Regions from separate parts of the Homo sapiens genome. Here region 1 is linked to region 2. Evidence: read pairs that join two places in POLR2A ChIA-PET (ENCODE). Cell type or tissue: OCI-LY7. All regions are shown on one strand. Each heading gives the region's core, and the rest is flanking DNA. Links, peaks and the distances in the headings are about the cores only.

The links. Peaks named below come from ENCODE experiments on the same cell type or tissue, not always from the same donor. Only the 100,000 strongest peaks of a DNase experiment are listed, where the experiment ranks them.
Region 1: POLR2A ChIA-PET joins it to region 2 with 7 read pairs; 2 of 35 experiments call an interaction of 5 or more read pairs at or near these places.

What each region holds. Positions count from the first base shown.
Region 1 is chr21:42,884,116-42,889,115 of GRCh38, reverse strand. LOC105372817 (a long non-coding RNA gene) reads right to left here. Exons shown (of 4, transcript XR_937765.3): 3 at 2,157-2,315; 4 at 1,384-1,748. It also overlaps a transcript of WDR4 not described here. Among named protein-coding and RNA genes, the nearest start is that of NDUFV3, 6.7 kb to the left of the region's middle. In OCI-LY7, for the core only: no CTCF peak of the experiment used is centred there; no DNase peak of the experiment used is centred there.
Region 2 is chr21:43,351,518-43,359,193 of GRCh38, reverse strand. It overlaps LINC01679 (long intergenic non-protein coding RNA 1679), which reads left to right. Exons shown (of 2, transcript NR_131902.1): 2 at 1-1,139. Among named protein-coding and RNA genes, the nearest start is that of LINC01679, 7.0 kb to the left of the region's middle. RefSeq lists enhancers at 2,863-3,032, 3,253-3,302, 5,393-5,632, 5,803-5,892, 6,033-6,332 and a silencer at 4,653-4,982. In OCI-LY7, for the core only: a CTCF peak has its summit at 3,192; DNase peaks (open chromatin) are centred at 3,173, 4,283, 5,023, 6,303 and 1 weaker place; H3K4me3 peaks cover 3,032 bases; H3K27ac peaks cover 4,052 bases.

The DNA of each region.
Region 1 (5,000 bases), core at 1-5,000, 470 kb after region 2:
AGCTACTCGGGAGGCTGAGGCAGGAGAATTGCTTGAACAATTTCAATCTATATATATATAGATTGAACCCTAGATTAAATAAAGATCAGATGCAATCAAAGATAAATTTAGAGGCTGGGCATAGTGGCTCATGCCTGTAGTCTCAGCACTTTGGGAGGCCAAGGCGGGCAGATCACCTGAGGTATGGAGTTCGAGACCAGCCTGGCCAACGTGGTGAAACCCTGTCGCTACTAAAAATACAACAAAAATTAGCTGGGTGTGGTGGTGGGCACCTGTAATCCCAGCTACTCGGGAGGCAGAGGCAGGAGAATTGCTTGAATCCAGGAGGCAGAGGTTGCAGTGAGCTGAGATCACTCTACTGCACTCCATCCTGGGTGACAGAGCAAGACTCTGTCTCTAAAAAAAAAAAAAAAAAATTATAAACCTTTATACTGTATATTTATTGTGAGCTCAAATACTTCAAAATTTGGCCAGTGTGATAGATAGGGTTTTCCAGAAAAAAAAAAACCAATAGGAAACACATATGTATGATATTTATTGATTTATTTATTTATTGGAGACAGGGTCTCACTCTGTCACCCAGGCTGGAGTGCAGTGGCTCTATCTCGGCTCACTGCATCCTTGACTTTCTCAGGCTCAGGTGATTCTCCTACTTCAGCCTCTCAAGTAGCTGGGACTACAGGTGCACAGTACCACACCTGGCTAATTTTTGTATTTTTTGTAGAGACAGGGTTTCACCATGTTGCCTAGGCTGGTCTGGAACTGTTGAGCTCAAGTAGTACACCGGCCTTGGCCTCCCAAAGTGCTGAGATTACAGGGGTGAGCCACTGTGCCTGGCTGATATTCATAATATAGATACTTATATCTATATCTAGCTCTCTATGTATCTATCTATGTTCGCTCAGTTGACACTTGTAGGGCATAGATGGGTTTGAGCTATGTGGGTCCACTTATATGTAGCTTTTTTCAACAAATATATTGAAAAATTTTTTGTAGGAATGAAATAATTTGTCAAAACTAGGATGAACCACATAGCCTAGAAATACTGAAAAATTAAGAAAATGGTATGTCATGAATGCATAAAATATATGTAGATACTAATTTTATCATTTACTACCTAAAATATACTCAAATTGATGATAAAATATTAAAATTTATAAAAACTTTTTTTGTTTTTGTTTTTGTTTTTTTTTTGACACGGAGTCTTGCTTTGTCACTCAGGCTGGAGTGCAGTAGCACGATCTTGGCTCACTCACTGCAACCTCTGCTACCCGGGCTCAAGCAGTTCTCCTGCCTCAGCCTCCCGAGTAACTCGGATTACAGGCACACGCCACCACGCCCGGCTAAGTTTTGTATTTTTAGTAGAGACAGGGTTTCACCATGTTGGCCAGGCTGGTAAATTTATTAAAACTTTTATACAGAAACAGAGACCACACATGGCAGCATTCACAGTTGAGAGAAACGTAAATGTAAAGATGCAGTATTCAATCACAACTGCATAAAACTAATGTTAGCACATACCTCACTACTGGAATCTTTCACAACCACCTCCTGTTGCTACTGTGGTGAGCTCAAGTGCTCTAAGTATCTACTTAAAATGCCGTGTGACACGAGACATTTCCTCGTGAGCAGTTAAGTCGCTCCAAATTGCATATTGCAGTAACAAGTAGAGGCTGGGTCCAGATGTGGTGGCTCATGCCTGTAATTTCTGCACTTTAGGAGGCTGAGGCAGGAGGATTGCTTGAGCCCTGGAGTTTGAGACCAGATTGGGCAATAGTGAGACTCTGCCTCTTTATAAAATAAAAAAAAAAAAAAAAAAAATTAGGCCAGGCGCCGTGGCCCACACCTGTAATCCCAGAACTTTGGGAGGCCAAGGTGGGCGGATCACCTGAGGTTGGGAGTTCTAGACCAGCCTGACCAACACGGAGAAACCCCGTCTCTACTAAAAATACAAAATTAGCCGGGCATGGTGGTGCTTGCCTGTAATCCCAGCTACTCGGGAGGCTGAGGCAGGAGAATCACTTGAACTCAGAAGGCAGAGGTTGCAGTGACTCGAGATTGCGCCATTGCACTCCAGCCTGGGCAACAAGAGTGAAACTCCGTCTAAAAATAAAATCAAATCAAATAAAAAGTAGTGGTGGGGCATGAAGGCTCACCTGTTGGAAGCTGGGCCCTCTGTGGGCTTGTCCAGCAGGAGCAGGAGCCGTTCAGGAAACACATCCTACCAGTGAATGAACACCCTTGTTTCTCTTCCCTTTCTGCTCACCAGGCTTTCAGTGGGCTGGGGCTATTGGCTATCCCCGGCCAGGAGGCTGCTGGTTTATAAAAAGTTAAGACTTACTAAAACTACACATATAGACACTTACAGACCACACATGATACCATTAGCATTAAAAAGAAATGTAAACAAATGTAAAGCTCGGCGGGCAATGACCCAAAGGCTGAGAAGCACAGCCTGCAGGGGCTCCCCGCTCCTCCCCAAAAGGCTGGGAATATATCTGGGGGCACAGGCCTTACGCTGGCAAAGTGGTGGGCAAACTGGCAGTGTTTGCTAGCAAAGCCCATGGAACATCTAGAAACATCATTGAAATGAATTCAAGAATTCAGCAAAACTGCTGGACGTGTGAACAATTTACAAAAGTCAATTGTATTTCTAGACACCAACAACAAACACAAAATTTTAAAAGGATCCCATGTACACTAGCAAAATCGCCTATTTTTTTGCTAAAAATAAAATTTAAAATTTTGTGCATACGCTTTCTGAATAAGATGATAATATTTTATTGTAAGACATTAATAAATCAAGAGGAAAAGGTGCTCCTAAATATTGTAAACGTGAATGTTCTTAAAAAAAATCTAGGCTGGGCACGGTGGCTCATGCCTGTAATCCCAGCACTTTGGGAGGCCAAGGCGGTGGGATTGCCTGACGTCAGGAGTTCGAGACCAGCCTGGCCAACATGGCAAAACCCTGTCTCTACTAAAAATACAAAAATTAGCTGGGCTTGGTGGCACATGCCTGTAGTCCCAGCTACTCGGGAGGCTGAGACAGGAGAATCGCCTGAACCCAGCAGGTGGAGGTTGCAGTGAGCCGAGATGATGCCACTGTACTCCAGCCTGGGTGACAGAGCAAGACTGTCTCAAAAAAAAAAAAAAAAAAAATCTATGCTGAGGTGGGAGGATTGCCTGAAGCTGGGGATTTGGCACTAGCCTGGGCAACAGAACAAGACCCCCGTCTCTACAAAAAACTTAAAAGTTAATGGGTCATGGTCATGTACACCTGTAGTCCCAGCCACTCAGGAGACCAAGATGGGACAATCCACTTGAGCCGAGGAGGTCAAGGCTGCAGTGAGCTGTGATTGTATTACTGTACTCCAGCCTGGGGAACAGCCTGGGGACAGATTTAATATATATAAAATACATTCAATTACATTCTAATCAATATCCTAGCAGGGATTTTGGGGGAAATTGATAACCTAATTTATATCTATCTATCTATATATTTTTTTTTGATGGAGTTTTGCGCTTTTTGCCCAGGCTGGAGTGCAATGGTGCGATCTCAGCTCACTGCAACCTCTGCCTCCTGGGTTCAGTGGTTCTCCTGCCTCAGCCTCCAGAGTAGCTGGGATTACAGGCACGTGCCACCATGCCCGGCTAATTTTGTATTTTTAGTAGAGATGGGGTTTCACCATGTTGGCCAGGCTGGTCTCGAACTCCTGACCTTAGGTGGTCTGCCTGCCTCGGCTTCCCAAAGTGCTAGGATTACAGGCATGAGCCACCGTGCCAGGCCCTAATTATAACATTTATATGGAAGTAATAAAGGGCTATGAATACCCAAGGCTTTCTTGGAGGAGGAAGAAGAGAGGAGGAGAAGGGGGAAAATGTGAGGAAAAAAGGGTGAAGACTTGCCCTAGAAGTTATTACATCTTAATACGCTGCTAGGGTGATTAGGTCTGTGTGGTATTTATTCATGGAGAGACAATTTGACAGTAGAATATAACAGTTCAATGAGAGACCCACACCTATTTAGAAACATAATATGTGTCCAGATGCGTTGGTTCACGCCTGTAATCCCAGCAATTTGGGAAGCCAAGGCGGGCGGATCACTTGAAGTCAGGCATTCGAGACCAGCCTGGCCAACATGGTGAAACCCCGTCTCTATCAAAAATACAAAAATTAGCTGGGTGTGGTGGCATGTGCCTATAATCCCAGCTACTTGGGAGGCTGAGGCAGGAGAATCACTTGAAGCTCAGAGAGGGAGGTTGCAGTGAGCTGGATTGCACCATTGCACTTCAGACTGGGGGACACAGTGAGACTCTGTCGGAAAAAAACAAACAAAAAAGACATAATAACAAGTGATGGTGAGGATGTGGAGAAACTGGAACCACAATGTAGTGCTGGTGGGACTATAAAGTGCTGTAGCCACTTTGTGAATCAGCTTGGCGGTCCCTGAAAAGGACTTTTTTTTTTTTGAGGTGGAGTCTGGCTCTGTTGCCCAGGCTGGAGTGCAATGGCGTGATCTCGGCTCACTGCAACCTCTGCCTCCCGGGTTCAAGTGATTCTCCTGCCTCAGCCTCCTGAGTAGCTGGGATTACAGGTACGCAACACCACGACCAGCTAATTTTTGTATTTTTAGTAGAAGTGGGGTTTCACAATGTTGGTCAGGCTGATTTCGAACTCCTGACCTTGTGATCCACCCACCTCGGCCTCCCAAAGTGCTGGGATTACAGGTGTGATCCATCACCCAGGCTGGAGTGCAGTGGCGCAATCTCAGCTCATTGCAACCTCTACCTCCCAGGTTCAATCCACCACACCTGGCCAGTTCCTGAAAAGTTTAAATGTTACCATATGACTCAACAATTCCATTCCCAGTGGAATGTTCACAACACCATTATTCATTATAGCCAAAAGGTGGGAAATCCCAAACTGCCTATCAACCAATGAGCAGATAAACAAAATGTGATATATGTGATATATGCATTCAGTGGAATATTATTCGGCCA
Region 2 (7,676 bases), core at 1,614-6,613:
CCAGCCTGTTCTCTGCAGCCTGAGGTCCCTGTGGTGCCAACATCCAGATGCTGAGATAATTCTGCCAGGGTGTTGGCTGATCGGTGATTGGTGGTTGGCTGTTCCGTGAGTTCTGCATTGATCTTGCTGGCTGAGCGTCCAATGCGGAGGGGCAGGTGCTGTTAGGGTCTCCACTCCCATCCCTCTCCCCAGGACTCATCACCCACTGCAACCGTAAGCTGCTAGGGGCTCACAGCCGTGAGTCTTTGGGACGGGTGGTCCCACCTGGCATGTAGCTCAGGCTCCTAGCCCCAGGACCCTGCCGCTGCTCCCCTCCCGCCCACATCTTGGCTTAGCCGTCTTCCCTGGCTGCCAGCCCCTTCCCCTGGTCTTAGTTGGCTTGAGCCACTAAACTGAAATAGCACACCCTGAGGCCTTCAACAGCAGACCTGATTTCTCACCATCTGGAGGCTGGAGGTCCAGGATCCAGGCCCCCAAGGCTGCTTTCTCCCCCACTCCCCCACCCACCTTCCAGGACACGCAGACTCCACCCTCTTGCTGCCCTGTCTCAGGGCTGTCCCTCTGGGCAAGCAGGCCCCTGGCATCCCCGTGTGTCTTCTCCTCCTGTTCTTATAAGGACACCAGTCATACTGGATCTGGGCCCACCCTAGTGACCTCATTTACCTTAATCACCTCTGAAAGACCTTGTCTCAAAAACAGCCACATTCTGGGGCACTGAGGGTTAGGGCTTTAACATGGGAATTTGAGGGATGCAATTCACCCCATAAAACCCAGACCATTCCCCCAGTAAATCACTTTCACAAGAGCTCTTCTCTCAGGCTTTGCTTCTGGGGGATCCCCCTTGAGATGGATCCATCTAGCTTCCTGCTTCTCAAAGAACAGAGGGGAGAGCTCTGGTGCGAAGGGAACGGGTGGCCTCGGGGACCTGCGGATAAGCTGCTGGCACTGCCAGGGGACAGGCTGAGCTGAAAGCCAGGAGGAGGGCGGCGAGGCCCGGGGCCGGACCTCATTCTTCTGAGTGTTATAAAATCTGGCTTTGCTCAGAAACTGCCCCATGTGTGCTTTTGTTAATTGAAGTGCAAAATTTTCTCCAAGTAATAACTGGAGTCGTTTAACAATACAAATAATTTGCACCTTAATTTGGTCGATGGCACAATTGCTAATTCCTAGAGACTCAGAGGAGCAAAGTGATCACGAATTCCAAGAGTGGAAACAAATCCATTCCGCAAATTTCACCCTGGCTTCTTCCTCGCCGGCCTGGGAGCTGCCCCGAGGGTCCTGGAACCTTCAGCTGCTTCCGGGCTCAGCCGGTGTCGTGGGGAGCCAGGTCCTGTGGTGGCTCCCAGCCCCAAAGCTGACTCTGCGTGGGACAACAAACGGTTTAATTAACCTCTCAGCTTTTTCATCTGTGAAGCGGAGCTTGGGATGCTTGCCACCGGACCAGGAGGCCACGAAGACGGATGTTAGAAAACCTCTGTGCCAGTGACGAAAGACATCGAAGCTATAATACCCTGTTAGGCAAAGCAAGAAGATAACTCATACATGCAGGAGACAGTCTCCTTGTGCAGAGGGGCCTTTGGAACCGATGTATGGTGGAGCCCTGAGAAACCTGAAGCTGTGTAGAGCCTGCAGCCCCCGCCCCACGTCCCAAAGCGATGTGGCCTGGGGAGCTCTTGTCCTGCCCTTTTTGGACACCCCCCTTCTTTGAGGGCATCTTTCTTCTTAAAGGTGTTGGGGCGGGAGTAGGTGGGGGTCTAGCTTTGCTGATTTCCTTGTAAGTGCATTTTATTATTATTATTATTATTATTATTATTATTATTATTATTTTGAGACAGAAGCTCGCTCTGATGAGCGAGATTCAAAATTATTATTTTGAGACGGGGTTTCACTATGTTGGCCAGGCTGGTCTCGAACTCCTGACCTCAGGGATCCACCCACCTCGGCCTCCCAAAGTGCTGGGATTACAGGCATGAGCCACTGCGCCCAGCCAAGTGCATTGTTTTTAAAAGGGGTAAATCATCTAGTGAAACCCCATCTCTATTAAAATACAAAAATTAGCCAGGCCTGGTGGTGCACACCTGTAGTCCCAGCGACTCCAGAGTCTGAGGCAGGAGAATCGCTTGAACCTGGGAGGCGGAGGTTGCAGTGAGCTGAGATCGCGCCACTGCTCTCCAGCCTCGGTGACAGAGCGAGATTCCGTCTCAAAATAATAATAATAATAGTCTGTCTCTGTGTGTTTAATTACAAGTAACTAACTAGTTACTGTTGCAACTCATTTATTTGGGGACAGGCTCCTATCTAGTGTCCCACCACGATATTATTTGGGCCAGGAAAGACATACACAACCGATGAAAGGCTGGGAGCTGAATCTTAGTGCTAAAGATTCGCTGTGGGAAAGCACAGAGCCTAGGAGTTTGCTAAGGGCCTGGGCTCCTACAGGCAGGCACCGCTGACTGATAGCCAGAAGATTCTAGACTCCCAGGCCACCGGTTTCTTGAAGTGGCATTAACCCTGGCAGGCTCTTTGAAGTGTGTGCCCAGAGACTGGGTTGGTGGGGGGTCTGTGCAGGAGCCAGGCCACCTGTGCTCAGAGTCAGCAATGCGCGTTTCTCTGTCCGTAAGTCAGCGGTGCGGGTCTCTGTGTGACTGTGTCAGGGTGCTCTTGGGAAGAGGGGTGAGGGGCTGTGGGCCTCGAGCTGACGGGACGGGCAGGAAGGCTCACCTACCGAGGACAGCAAGTCAGAGCCAACAGGGGAGCCCTCCGGGGAAAGGGCTTTCAAGCCCTGGCACCACCAAGGTTTCAACCAAGAGACGTTGAACCAGGTTCCAGTAGACAACCCGCTGTCAGGGTGCACAGACTGTGGAAACCAGTGAGAAGTCCTCTTCCTGTACAACACGGTGGCCAGTGCATGGCTGCAGACCTCAGCCAAAAGCCCACAGCCAGGCCAGCAGTTACAGGCGGCAGCCGGTCTCTTGTCTTCCCAAGGCCCCAGCAGCTCTGTCCTTCCACACAGCCCCTGCTGACGGCCATCGTTGGTATGGACACATCAGGCCTCCAGGCTGCTGCAGGGCCTGTCCCTGGTGGCAGCTGTGACATTAGTCATCGAGGGGCTCCCCTGGCCTCCCCTGGCTGGCTGGGAGTGAGGTGACATAAATAGACTGAGCAGGTAGCTCTGCAGACCACGGGATCACCAGCGTCCCTTGTGGCCAGTGTGGCTTTAAAGTGTGTCCCAGAGGTGGCTCTTGAGGCAGTCTTGCTGGACTGTTATTAGGCACATCTGCTCCAGGGAGTGCCCATTCATTATGGCCAAATAAGCAGGCATAGGCGCCGGCCCCAGACGAGGTCTCTGGGGAACTCCAGGGGTGGGAGAGCCACCCTCTCCAGCGGCCTCAGGGCCCCGGTGCTCGGAAGCCTGGCTCCTCTGGCTTGAGCTCAGGTCTACAGCGAGCAGGGAGTCTTCCTACTGCTGCTCCAAGCTGCCTGGGCCAGCTGTGTTCGCCGAGGGGGCTGCCGGCTCACCACTGCCTGCCTTGAGTGCCAGGGTCTTTTGTGAAATAATCATGTTACTCAAGTTCAGTCCTTGAATAAATAGCACATTTTTGCATGTATTTTGTAGAGTGGCATATGCTTCAAAGTTCTAAAGGCACCGCAGGGTATCTATTCTGTGAAGCCTTCCTTCTACCCGGTCCCCGCCCGCCCATCGAGACAAGCAGCATGGCCAACCGCGGTGTGCATCCTTCTGTGCGTTAATGAGCAAATAGGCACAAGCACTGCCTACGCCTCTATGCGGAGGTGCGGGCTCACCGCTAGTGCTCTTCTGCACTTTTGCTTTTTTCAGCAAATGCCATGCGTCAGAGCTGTTTCTCCACTGCCACACAGCCCCAGCCTTTCCCGCGGCTGAGTGGCAGCCCATTGGAAGGTTCATAACTATCCATGGAAATCTAGGTTGAGTTCAGGTATTTGCAGTTAAAAACAATGCTACCACACGGTGCTCTGCAATATGCCAGTATGAGTGCATGTGTGTCTGCGATGGGGAGGGGATGGTCTCAGGGGTGCAGCTGCAGGGCTGCACCAGTATGTGTGTGTGAATATGTCAGTATGTGTGCGTGTGCATCTGTGGTGGGGAGGGGGTGGTCTCAGGGGTGCAGCTGCAGGGCTGCACCAGTATGTGTGTGTGAATATGTCAGTATGTGTGCGTGTGCATCTGTGGTGGGGAGGGGTTGGTCTCGGGTGCAGCTGCAAATTGCATTTGCATCTGAACTTGCAGTTGCATTTGCACCTGTGCTTGTATTTGTGTTTGTATTTGCATTGGGGCTGTCACCTGTATTTGCAGTAAGATGGGGTGGTCACACTCAGGTGGGTCCGCATGGGACATGTCACAGAAGCAAATCTGGCCTATACCTGGCTTGGAGGTGCTCTTTGATTCTTGACTTCGCTAAAGGGCAGTAGGTCTGCCAGTCAGGGTCCTATAAGGAAAACCAGCTGGTCTACATGTTCCAACAGAGGAGATTTAACACCAGGAATCAGCTACCGAGGTGCCAGAAGAGCAGAAGGGAGAAGCAGGCTTGGGGGAGGCCAGGGCAGGAGGGTGCTCCTGGTGACAGGAGCTGCTGCTGCCCATGGAGCCTGTGCTGCCGAGCTGTTAGAGCTGCAGCTGGCTCTGGATGTGCTGGTGAGGGGCCACCTCCAGCAGGGTAGGGACACCTGCCCTGACCCTAGGGGCCGCCTCCCGCAGGGTGGGGATGCCTGCCCTGACCAGAGGGGCTGCCCCCAGCAGGGCGAGGACACCTGCCCTGACCGGAGGGGCCGCCGATGCCAACTGGAAGCAAGAAGCATTGCCCCTCCTCCTGCGGCAGAGCTGGCTGAGGCGCCCGTAGGCACGGGAGTTCTGGAAGTGAGTGTGCAGCTTCCGGGCCCCTAGAAACAAAGCGTGGGGCTGAGAGCAGAGGTGCAAGCAATGTGCAGGGAGTGAGCCCCAGCCCGCCCTGCTGTGGCCTCAGCGTGAGGCCAGGCTGTCCTGTTGGCTCTGACCCAGCGGCATTGGGGGCCACGAGGCTGCCAGGGCTGTGCTGGCCTGAGGCTTCTACCTCTGTCTGTTGAAACTCCACCCTGCCCAGTACCACTCTCATCCCACATCCTCTGTGCTGGGGGCCCTTCCTGGTGCTGGGGCCCTCGTTCTATACGCAGTTTGCCCAACCAGGTGAGCAGGAGCTGCAGTCCTGGACTCCTATCCAGGATGCATCCCTGAGGACCAAGGGACCCTCACCAGCTGTGGCTGGAAGCCCCTCAGATGGGCTCCCCAACAGCCGCCCCCCAACAGCTGCCTGGCACCTGCAGCGGGTGTCACAGAGGGGACTTGGGACTGAGGGCTGCTTGCGTCATGTCGTCCTGGGCTGTCGGGAACCCCCTAGAGCTCCTCTCTGGGGAGAAAAAGGGGATCGGGCCCCTCTGTGACATGAACCGTGCAGGGCCAGCTCCGAGGGGCCTTGCCAGGAAAGGGGAGCAGAGCTGCCTTCCATCCCCCATGGAGAAAATCGAGACCATGCTGGCAGCCATCCGGCTGGTCAGGCTTGACCCCTGGGTGTCCCGCGGCTGTTGCACAAAGCACCACAGACGGGGGTCCAGACAACAGACATTCACTCTCTTGCGCTGCTGGAGGCCGGACCCCCGAGCTGAAGCCGTTGGCAGGGCTGGTTCCTTCCGGGGCTGGGGGACTGCGTCTGCCCCGGCCTCTCTCTGCGCCTCTGGGACCCTTGGCATTCCCTGGCTGGTGGAAGCGTCATCCCGGTCCCTGTCTCCCTCTTCACACGCGTTCTCCAGCACCTGTCTGTGCTCAAATCTCCCCTTCTCGGAAGGACAGTGGTCATTGGATTAGGGGCCCAGCCTACTCCAGCATGGCCTCCTTTTAACCAATTCCATCTGCAAAAAGCTATTTCCAAATGAGTCACATTCTGAGGTACTGGGGGTCAGGACTTCGACATAGAAATGGGGGAGTGGAATGGAGACAGACGTAATTCAACCCGTAACAATCCCCTCATAAGCAAAGAACTTCTCCAAACGGAAATAAAGAAGTCTCAGTGGCCCGTTACATTAAATCGGAGACTAGGCCCCAAGAGGCCCAAGCGAATGGTGCCAGGCAGTCCTCGCAAGTGATCTCACCCCAGCTTGAGTTGCAGAGGTAAGCGAAACTGAGCTATTTCTTGTAAATGCCTGCATTAAAGAGAAACAGAACTTAAGCTCCACCAATCAGAGGCAGCCAACAAACTTACATAACCAGGGACTTTCCAATGGGACGGACCCAATAAAGAAACTGCGTACATGCGGCCAATCAGATACTTTCTCTGCTTCACCTTAGGCAACTGCTGTACCTACGACCAATCAGATACTTTCTCTGGTGCATGTCAGGCAACTGCATGCCTGCAGCCAATCAGATACCTTCTCTGCCTGCTAGCAGCCAATCAGATACTTTCTCTGCTTTATGTGTGTCAACTGCATGCCTGTGGCCAATCAGATACCTTCTCTGGTGTACAACAGGCAATGGCGTACCTGCGACCAATCAGACCACTTTCTCTGCTTGACATCTGCGCATGTCCTAGGAGAGCTGCCCCTGTGTTCCCTTGGTGGAGCTCCTGATCCATTCTGGTGTGGGGCTGCCTGATTCATGAATGGTGGTTTGCTCAAGTCAACTCTTTAAAAAGTATATTATGCCTCAGTTTACCTTTTTAAAACATACCTCAACTTGAAAGGCAGGTCGAGAAGAGGAGTAGGGAGTTCTCAAGGATGTAAATATAAGGGAACACTAAACACCGGGAAGAAAGTTCGACCTCATTCGTCAACAAAAGAATGTACATCCGGACACTACAGTTTCCCTGTTGAACTAGTGAAATTGTATTAACTGATCATCCTCAGTGGAGCGTAAATGCAGGTAGACTTTTAGAGGATGTTGTCAACGTGAATCTGCAACCTGAAGACGTTCCTTCAATCCTGGGCTTCTATTTCTGATCCTCTAACATAAGGAAAGATCCCAAGCTATGGGAAAATATTGATGCAGAAAAAGATTCATCTCAGGGTAATTAAAAAATGTACAGAAGCAAATCCAATATAGCAAAAGGAGAGATTTGGGTATATCCATAGGAGAGAATGCCATACAATCATTACAAATTACATTGAAAAAGGATGCTAACGGCACTGGAGACCCCCATGGTTACAGTGTTGAGCAACAAACGTGAGCTAAGCTTATGCACACACACACCACACACACGCACACGTGGGGTTAAAATCAAACCCGGGAGTGAGTTTACGGAGGTATGACTGAGTGTCAACGCGAAGAGGCCATATCCCAGAAAGGAGATTTTTGTATTTACAAGAGGAGGGGCCTGCGACGCATCACAGGGCCAGGAAATGCCAGTTAGTTTGGGGAGGAGTAGGCACCAGCCTTTCTTGGGGTTTCCTTGGGAAAGGCAGGGCAGGCGGGTAGACTCAGGACTGGCTGGCATGAACAATTCTGTTGGACTTTGGGGCGTAGGGGCTGTCCCTGCTTGCCTGGCTCTGAGGTCATCTAGGGCAGGGAAAATGCTGGCTTGGTGTACCAGTGAGATGAAGCGGATGGTTGGGGTATAGACAGGACTGGCTGCTCTAGGCCAAGCCCTATCTTGGCTCTGAAATCAGCCAGCTCT